2 separate regions of the Homo sapiens genome follow, and region 1 is linked to region 2. A link is an interaction called in ENCODE POLR2A ChIA-PET data of the cell type or tissue named here. Cell type or tissue: GM12878. All regions are shown on one strand.

Region 1 (5,000 bases), 120 kb before region 2:
AATAGTTTCTGCCATCTAAATTAAAGGGTAGAGGTGGGAAAATACTGTTGATTAAGAGAGCTCAGCCTCCTTTTGGCCCTTGTTTCTCCCTAGCCCAGCCTGCAATTGTGTCCCAATCAACCAGCATTAATACAGATACACAGAGGTATTTATTTGCTGCTGATTCTGCCTAGCTGTATTCAGACTCGATCTCCATGTGTATTTAATAAATCACACTAGTTAGGTGGACAGGATTAGTTCCAAGTCACCTAATGACTATATCATGAACTGCAGCATTAAGGGGATTAATATTAATCTGAGCCATTGTAGTTCAGTGGAAAAGCCAGTTCATTCTCCAACAGGAGCTCAGGCCGACAAGAAATCCTCAACAAGACCAGGAAGATTAATGAGGGCTTCTACATTCTGCCTGCAAATCTTCACCTACCAGGGTGTGGGGCAGTGAATCCCAGTCCAGACGAGCTCATAAATAACCTGCAATATCACAAGTATTTGGGGCAGCTGAGCCCCAGCAAGGGAGGGCCAGCTAGCCCTCTCCATCTTCTCCTCCTGTAACCCACACCACTGAGATGGCACAGGAATTTTACAGGCCCACAGAGCGGCTGGTTTTGTTTTCTTTCACGTAAGGGCCCACACCTCGTAAATCACTTTCTTATTTCAGGAAAAGAAGTATACTGACTGCAGTACCGACTCATGTGTACTCAGAAGAACATGAAACTTGTAGTTAGTGCCACTCGCCTAAAGCTGGGAAAATAACCCAGCCTCCATGATACACAGAACGTGCTTTCAAGTCACAAAAGCTTTCCTTTGCTCAGCAGCACAATTCCTCTTCATTAGCACCTATAATATGCTATATCTGGATTAGGCCTCTGGAGTTCCCATTCAGAACTACTTTCTTGGCCCTGCCTAAGTGAGCACTCACTAGAAAGTACTGTATCTATAAGACACCACAGCCCTGCACACAGGGCTAAGGTGTGCATTTCCACACACCTTAGCCCCAATTTCACCATTTGGAGACCATCAAGATGAGCCTAGCCAAGCCTCAGATTTCCACAGGACAAGGCACAGCTCAGATTTAACTGACTCAGAAAGGAAACTCATGATGCCAGTATGAGACACAGACAGAGAAAGCAACAGACCACAATTAAGCTCAATTCACTGGAAGATCTGTTTCTTCCTCAGTGACTTTACAGGTACCCGAGGCAAACACCAGGAGCAGTGTCTCATGGGCAAAGCTCTATCTGCTGAAGAAACCAAAACAAACAGTTGTTTCTACCTGCAGCAGTTTCATAGTCTGGGAACACCAAAAGTATAGGCTTACTCCAACTAAGATCTTTTAACTAAGATCTTTTAACCTGCATAGACGACAGCAGGTCAGCTGTCAGCATTCCCTTACAACGGATGGAATTGCTAACTAGAATAGTTACGCCCTACCAACAAAGATTATTGAATTGAAAACTAAACTTTAGTAGCATTAAAATAAGTGAACCAAGGGCTGGGTGCCAGGTTATCCAAAGTTTATAAATGCTTGCCAACCAACCTACACATAGAGCTGCCGTGGCTACAGCTAAGCAAAAGAGAAGAGACCCATTAAGTGGATTGTTCCTCAACCCCACAGCAGAGTAGGGCAGAGAGAGATTTAACATTTTCTTTCTTTTTTTTTTTTTTTCTGAGACAGAGTTACGCTCTTGTTGCCCAGGCTGGAGTGCAATGGTAAGATCTCAGCTCACCGCAACCTCCACCCCCGAGGTTCAAGCCATTCTCCCGCCTCGGCCTCCATTGAATAGATGGGATTACAGGCATGCGCCACCACGCCCAGCTAATTTTGTATTTTTAGTAGAGACAGGGTTTCTCCATGCTGGTCAGGCTGGTCTCAAACTCCTGACCTCAGGTGATCCTCCTGCCTTGACCTCCCAAAGTGCTGGGATTACAGGCGTGAGCTACCACGCCCGGCGAGATTTAACATTTTCTAAGTTTGTGAACAGTGCACCATACTTATAGAAGAGATATTTAAAAGTGGGGCCTACTCAAGCTCTTCATTAAGTAAAGGAGGAGCTGAGGGAATTGTTATGGCTGGGTCTCTGTTTTTCAGTTAAAACACAAGGGATGAAAGACTCTTATTTGCTGGGGAAATGCCCTGAAATGGTAGGGAACCAATAAACCCTCAGTTCCACTGGAGTAGTTCAACTTTGGGGAAATTCATGGGGCATAGGAATAGTTGATTCTACAGCTAGCAAAGGCAGTTCATTTGAGTGGGAACAGAAGAAATTAGGCCCATAGCCACAATTCATATTTTCCTGACAGCCAAGCTGGTTTGGATGAAGTCACCAAGGGACTGACAGGGTCAAATGACAGAGGTTTTCTCATCACCCTTAGCAAACCAAGGTTCGTAAGTTCCCATCAGACACCCTGGCCTTGCTTCTCAAAAGACAAACACATAGAAGCAATAGCGTAAGATCATCCTGGAGAAAAAGATGGGAATGTGTAGCAACTTTTCTTGATACTTGCAAATGGCTCAATTCTCTCTTCACCTATATTTCCTGTACCATGACTTCATTTTCCCTTCCCATCCCCTGCAGCTTCTCTTTTAGTTCTAAGAAAATTAACCACTCCACACACAGACTATAAAGCCCTTTCTTCACAGCCGCGTTAGCCTTTCTTAAGGCTCACGCCAGTGGTGGCCCCAGAACAACTAAGGACATTAAACAGAAGTGTTATCATGCTAAAATCATGTGTATACACCACAGCAATCTGCTTAAACTTGCAGCCCTGATGCAGAGTGACTAGGAGTATTTACAGTACTTAAGAGCTCCTCTGTTTCTTGCCAGACATTCCTGTCCTTTTAATAAATAAGTCCTCAAGCCATCAGAGGAAAGATGCTCCCTGGACATGGGGTACTTGTGTTATATCACTGTATGGGAAGGGGACTTCTGTAAGTGGCAGCAAACTTCTTTCCTCAAAGCACCCTCTAAAGGAGAGTACCCTGCACACTGCTGAGTCCCCAGGCCATCATGTACACAGGAACAGGGCCATCCAGCGGGATGCATCAGGCTCCAGGAATGCTGAAGTCCACATATTTGCCATTCAACACCAAAATGGCTTTTCAAGTTCAATCAGCTATAAATGTTGCTTTGTTTTAATTTTCCACTGAACTTCCTGGAACCTATTATCCAACTGTCAGGGATGTATATTTAGCAAGAGCAACATGGCCTCTTTGCCGCTGCCCCACTGCTCATGTCACCTCTAATAAACAGAAAAATCAACCCCTTCCTCAATCCCTGCTCAAATGTGGCTTGGGGGTGATAAAGAACAGTCTTGGTGTATAGGCCACAAACTGATCAACCTCCCATAGTTAATGTGTAAACCCCAAATCTCTCCTAGGTTAATGATGCTGCAAGGTTTTCTTAGTGCCAAGAAAAACACCTAGTGCTTATACTCATTAGAATACAAATGTGCGTGCAGGCCTCTAGTCTAGGGAATGCCAGCAGTAGAAATGACCTAACAGAGATCTAACACAAATTAAGAGGAATCTCAACTAATACAGGCGTAGCAGACCTAAAATATTCAGTGCTAATCAGCATATCATGTTTAATAGGAATAATCTGAAAAACCAAAATCAGGAAAAACAAGGATAAGTAGGGCACATGTACAGCTTCAATTTCATCTTAGGAAGCTAGTTTGAAAATATAACCTCCTTTTGATCAATAGAACATGAGGCACGACTTTTCCCACTCTGTCAAGATTCTTTTGTCTTTTTCAGCTACTGACACTTTTTACTCTGACATCAAACAGTAAGAATAGACTTGCCTTGAAGGCGAAACATATGTACCCTATCACTTTTCCAATTCACCACTTCTACCAACAACAAATCCACCTAAATACCGTAACTATCCACATGGCTTCTTTCCAGTTCCATAATACCCAGTACAACTCTTCAAGCCCAACAGAAAAGATGAGGACTATATATGTTTAAAATACAGTTGGTTGTATTTTCCCTAAATTATACAAATGAAAACCAAGAACCAAAAAATGAGATTTTTCTACAACTTAGAAACCCAGACTATATTAACACTAGAATTGAAACTAATTTCTAGGACTAACTCAGCATCACTAAATTAGCTTCTGGTTAAAATTTTATGCCAACAGATCTAGAATGGGGAGAAAATTCAGGAGAAGAGTAAAACAAAATCTTACCTTTCATTCTACAACTAATAATGAATTAAATTCCAGATCCATAAACAAGGACACACAAAAATCATAACTAGGTTATGATTTAACTAAAAAACAAAGATGAAAACAAAACCCCAAACCAGCCTTATCTCAACAAATACAGTGCACAAGAATCTCCTCATCAGCTATGGGAGGTGAACAAGCAATATCTCACTTACAAATGAGAACAGTGAAGCAAAGCTTTAAAAAGCCACAAACTCAGCTTACTAAAGAAAAAGAACAAGCTTCACATTTACAACCTCTGGGGACTGACCCTGATGGGGTAAAAATCAGTATTACAGAAGAAATAGTAGACCTCCTTCTTGCCATTTCATTTTCGTGACCTTATACTCATTTCCCCAAAGGCCATCTTATTAGAGCTGATGACTAAAATAATTTACACACTTGCATCCACAGATTTAACATTTACTATTTCAGCTATTCAAGAGTGACTCTGAAGGAAGTCCCAAGACAAGCTGTAATTAATAACTTTTCTGAGACATGAGTTTGATTCCTGCTCTAAGGCTGATTGGTAGCAGTAAGTTGTTCACCTAGTGACTGGGCCTAGCTGATTACTCAGTTGTGCAAATTGAAGCCCTCTCTCCTCCATCAGCTCTAATAAGACAACACCATTAAGTGCATAACTCAATGAATTTTGCAAACCTAACCACTCATGTAGTCGGCACTCAGATCAAGACACAGAGCACTATTAGGACCCAGAAATCCCAATCATGACTTCTTCCAGTTGCAATCCCTCCAAAGATAATCATTATTCTAACTTCTTAAACCACTGA
Region 2 (5,000 bases):
CCACACACAGTGCAGCAAGAATCATTGTCCATATAGACTCTCCCAAATCAGCTTTGCTGGAACATCTCACAAGACCATTTCAGTCAAAGCCCTGAGAAAATAACCAGTTCCTGGCCAGGTGTGGTGGCTCACACCTGTAATCCCAGCACTTTGGGAGGCCGAGGTGGGTGGATCATGAGGTCAGGAGATCGAGACCATCCTGGCTAACATGGTGAAACCCTGTCTCTCCTAAAAATACAAAAAAAAAAAATTAGCCAGGCGTGGTGGTGGGCACCTGTGGTCCCAGCTATTCGGGAGGCTAAGGCAGGAGAATGGCGTGAACCCAGGAGGCGGAGCTTGCAGTGAGCCAAGATCATGCCACTGCACTCCAGCCTGGGTGACAGAGCAAGGCTCTGTCTCAAAATAATAATAATAATAATAATAATAATGATAATAAAACCAGTTCCTTCAATTGTGCCCTGTTACAAAAGAAAATATGTTGTTGGTTTTTTTTTTTTTTTTTTTTTTTGAGATGGACACTCGCTCTGTTGCCCAGGCTGGAGTGCAGTGGCACAATCTTGGCTCATTGCAAGCTCTGCCTCCTGGGTTCACGTCATTCTCCTGCCTCAGCCTTGCGAGTAGGTGGGACTACAGACGCCCACCACCACGCCCAGCTAATTTTTTGTGTTTTTAGTAGAGATGGGGTTTCACCGTGTTAGCCAGGATGGTCTCGACCTCCTGACCTCGTGATCCGCCCACCTCGGCCTCCCAGAGTGCTGGGATTACAGGAGTGAGCCACCGCGCCTGGCTGAAAATATGTTGTTATTAAGTATATGCAAACATATACATTGCCATGAATTAAGAATATTCACAAATAGTTTACAAATTTTGGAGAAATTAGGCAGAGAGAGATATATGACTCAAATTCTGTTTACAAAAGTATACTCAGCTGGGTGCGATGGCTCACGTCTGTAATCCCAGCACTTTGGGAGGCTGAGGCTGGTGGATCACTTGAGGTCAGGAGTTTGAGACCAGCCTGGCCAACATGGTGAAACCCTGTCTCCACTAAAAATACAAAAATTAGCCAGACATGGTGGCGCACGCCTGTAATCCCAGCTACTCAGGAGGCTGGGGCAGGAGAATCACTTGGGTCCAGGAGGCGGAGGTTGCAGTGAGCCAAGATCACGCCACTGCACTCTAGCCTGGGCAACAGAGTGACACTCCATCTCAAAAAAATTAAAAAGTACACTGCACTTTTGCTGGGTGCAGTGGCTAGCACTTTGGGAGGCTAAGGCAAGCAGATCAGCTGAGGTCAGGAGTTCAAGACCAGCCTGGCCAACATGGCAAAATCCCATCTATACTGAAAATACAAAAATTAGCTGGGAGTGGTGGTGCACACCTGTAATCCCAGCTACTCAGTAGGCTGAGGCAGGATAATTGCTTGAACCCAGGAGGTGGAGGTTGCAGTGAGTCAAGATCACACCATTGCACTCCAGCCTGGGCAACAGAGCGAGACTCCATCTCAAAAAAAAAAAAAAAGTATACTCCACTTAATACACTTAAAGTATGCTTAAAGGCTATAAACAGCTCAAAAGGAAAAATTATTCAGACTCTGAAAAAACAAAAAGAATCAGCAATATAGCTGGGCGTGGTCACTCACACCTGTAATCCCAGCAGTTTGGGAGGCTGAGGTGGGTGGACCACCTGAGGTCAGGAGTTCGAGACCAGCCTGACCAACATAGAGAAACCCTGTCTCTACTAAAAATACAAAATTAGCTGGGCATGGTGATGCATGCCTGAAATGCCAGCTACTCAGGAGGCTGAGGCAGGAGAATCACTTGAACCTGGGAGGCAGAGGTTGCAGTGAGCCAAGATCCGCCACTGCACTCCAGCCTGAGCAACAAGAGGGAAACTCCGTCTCAAACAAACAAACAAACAAAAGAATCAGCAATATTTCAAACAAAAAGCCATAAAAACTATTTCAGTTTCAGTTTCAATTCATGCAATCAACTCTTGCTCTGTTTCATATTGAGTTAGCAATCTTTATGAACACACCAGCTTTTCAATTACAGTCCTGGAAGTTTTCTCTCTAATTCAGTGGCACAAACCCCAAAGTTATCAGAAACCTGCAAATCAAAAGTCCTTTTAATGAACTCCTCCAAAGAAGCAAGCCCTGGACTGTAGCTGATTGTAAGTCACTTTTTGAGAAGAATCAAAGCAAAACATCGATTGTGGTTGACAAAAGTCTTTTTTTTTTTTTTGAGACAGAGTCTTGCTTTGTTCCCTGGCCTAGAGCACAGTAACACAATCTCAGCTCACTGCAATCTCTGCCTCCTAGGTTCAAGCAATTCTCCTGCCTCAGTCTCCTGAGTACCTGGGACTACAGGTGTTCGCTGCAGATCTGAGCCTCCCTGTGCTCTTGTTGGGGCCAGGAGCAGGCAGGATCCATCCCTTCCTGGGTGCAGCTGCAGCAACTTGGTCCACAGCTCCAGATACAGGCCTCCAGTTCCACAGAGCAGGCAGGAACCCCACCCCGCTGTGGGGTGCTGCAGCCGCCCAAATTGGGGCTGCAGACCCAGGCATCCCTGCACTCTTGGGGGGCCTGAAAAGGCCCCCTCCTTGCCCTTGTAGGCTCAGAGTTGCCTGCTCCTGCTGCTTGGCCTCTCCCTGCTCTTGCTGCTTGGCCTTTCCCTGCTCCCGGTGCCCACTCTGATCTTGGACCAGGCTTGGGGCCAAGTCCAGGGGCTGTCACAGTGCTGCCAGGTGTGTGCAAGCTCAGGGCAGTGCTGACACGCCAGTCCCCTGCTGCCCTGCCCCCCTCTGGACTTTGGGCACTGAGGAGTGCAGGAAGGGAAGTTGAGAGGGGCTGAGAGTGACTGGTGCTGGCCTGCAGGTGCCCCTTGGTGCCAGCAGCCTGGGCACTATGGATGGCTGTGGAAGGCAGACAGGCTCCTGGGTGGAAGGGGGCAAGTCCCCAGTGAAGCCCCACCTTCATGCCAGGACAGGCCTGAAGTGTGGGGGCCAGGCTGCCATTCCTGCTGATTGGAGGAGGAACTCATGGTGCTTTTTCCTGTGGACCAGTCAGCACACACTCCCTTCCCCGAGCCACATAAAAGCCCTGGGCTCAGCCACAGCAGGGCAGAGGTTGGGGAGACAACAAGAGGACCAAATGCAGAGAGGAGCTATTCCCCCTGCTGATAGCTAGAGACAATGGGATGGCCAGCTGGCAGAAAGGAGCTACCCTCTCTGCTAAGAGCTTCAGAGACCAGAAGAGACATTGCGTGGACCAGCTTCAGAGAGGAGCCATCCTCTCCAGGGCCTCCTCTCTGCTGAGGGCAGCATACGTCAAGATGACCAGTAGCAGACAGGAGCTGTCCTCTCCAGGGCCTCCTCTCTGCTGAGAGCAGCAGACGTTGGGACAACGAGTAACAGAAAGGAGCTACCCACTGTGCGTCTCCCCTGAGCTGCTCTAATACTAAATAAAGCTCCTCTTTGTCTGGTTCACTTGCCTGAGTACCTCATTCTTCCTGAACGCAGGACAAGAACTCAGGCAAAGCACCACTGGCCACAGAGGTTTCTGGCCAGAAAAATTGACATCCAGTGATCCCGTAATACTACTTTTCAAAAAATTTTCATGAAGATCATTTGTTTTGGCTGGGTTTATAATTTTATAACCTTCTATGCCAAACCCTGAAACCTCAAAATATCTACCAGAGACAAATATAAAATCCAGACAAAAATGTATGCTCACAATTTTGAAGACATTTTTATTTTCATTTTACCAATAATTTTACAGCCAGCTGGTTTCGAAAAAATTTACTTAACTCACACGAACTTGAAAATTGCTTTGACTTATTTAATTTATGAGTGCTGTTTTACTTATAAGCCAATTTGGTAGACACAACATATACCAATAAGGGTACATACAAATAAACACATCTAAACATGAATATACACACATAAACAAAGATCCAATAGCTTTTACCTTGGAACTATAGCTATGAGATAGCAATACAAGCTTACTGGTTTTACATGGTTACACTTTGTCCCAGTAGGTAATTCAGTGAAGGCTGTGAATCAAAATTTTGGGTATAGTAGTTTCCATGGCAGTTTGATTTTTAAAGGCCAAACCTCCTCAGACTCCAAAGAACATTGGGGTCAAACAGCAACAAAGGAGAACATCACATACCTGCCAGGCCCAACCTTGCTTAGAACAGCAGCACAAAAGCCTGGATACACACAACTCCATCCCACTTTCCCATTCAGCAGCAAACTCCAGATTCCAAACAGCAAACGCCAGATTCCAAACAACACTGGGGCCAACAGTATTGCAAATGAATATCAGTTTACCGAATTCTAACTTCTCATGACTATATAAAACACACACAAATGATCACCAAAACACAATCCAACTGCTGCAGCAAAAAACAAGCCCCAAGAGTGTCCAAACTCAAACAGTCAGGGTGCTTCCTCTCTTCATTGGTTGGGCTTGATCAAATGCAAACAAAAATTCCTTAGGAAATTTCCCAAATTGAGAGGAACTGATCCCGCTGTCTGGTACACACACGAGGCACTCACTTGCCCAGACACAACATACAATTATAAACTAGCCCCCAAGAGTGTCCACATAAAAACAGTCAGGGTGTTTCCCTCCCTCAGTCAGTTGGGCTTGTTCAACCTGCAAATGAAAATTCTTTTAAAAATTTCCCAAATTGAGAGGAGCAAATCCTGCTGTCTGGGCCCACAAAGGATACTCACCTATCTGGATGCAGATGTCCAATTTCGAAGGCTATTCTTCCAAGGCAATCAGGAGGATGGTTGGGGCTGACCATGGTGGGGCCAGAGAGAAACTGAAACTCACTTCCAGCTGATATTGGTCAATAGATGGGCATGGTGCATGCCTGTAGTCCAGCTACTGGGGAGGCTGAGGCAGGAGAATAACTTGAACCTGGTGAAGTGGCTACATTGTCTGGGGTATATGCCCTCAGGTATATATTTATCATTGTCACAGGCCAGGAAAA

What was found. Peaks named below come from ENCODE experiments on the same cell type or tissue, not always from the same donor. Only the 100,000 strongest peaks of a DNase experiment are listed, where the experiment ranks them.
Region 1: POLR2A ChIA-PET joins it to region 2 with 5 read pairs; 5 of 35 experiments call an interaction of 5 or more read pairs at or near these places.

What each region holds. Positions count from the first base shown.
Region 1 is chr10:102,308,962-102,313,961 of GRCh38, reverse strand. All of the region lies in intron 3 of GBF1 (golgi brefeldin A resistant guanine nucleotide exchange factor 1), which reads right to left. Among named protein-coding and RNA genes, the nearest start is that of GBF1, 66 kb to the right of the region's middle. In GM12878, no CTCF peak of the experiment used is centred here; no DNase peak of the experiment used is centred here.
Region 2 is chr10:102,186,549-102,191,548 of GRCh38, reverse strand. No RefSeq gene overlaps it. Among named protein-coding and RNA genes, the nearest start is that of NOLC1, 37 kb to the right of the region's middle. In GM12878, no CTCF peak of the experiment used is centred here; a DNase peak (open chromatin) is centred at 2,008; H3K27ac peaks cover 1,022 bases.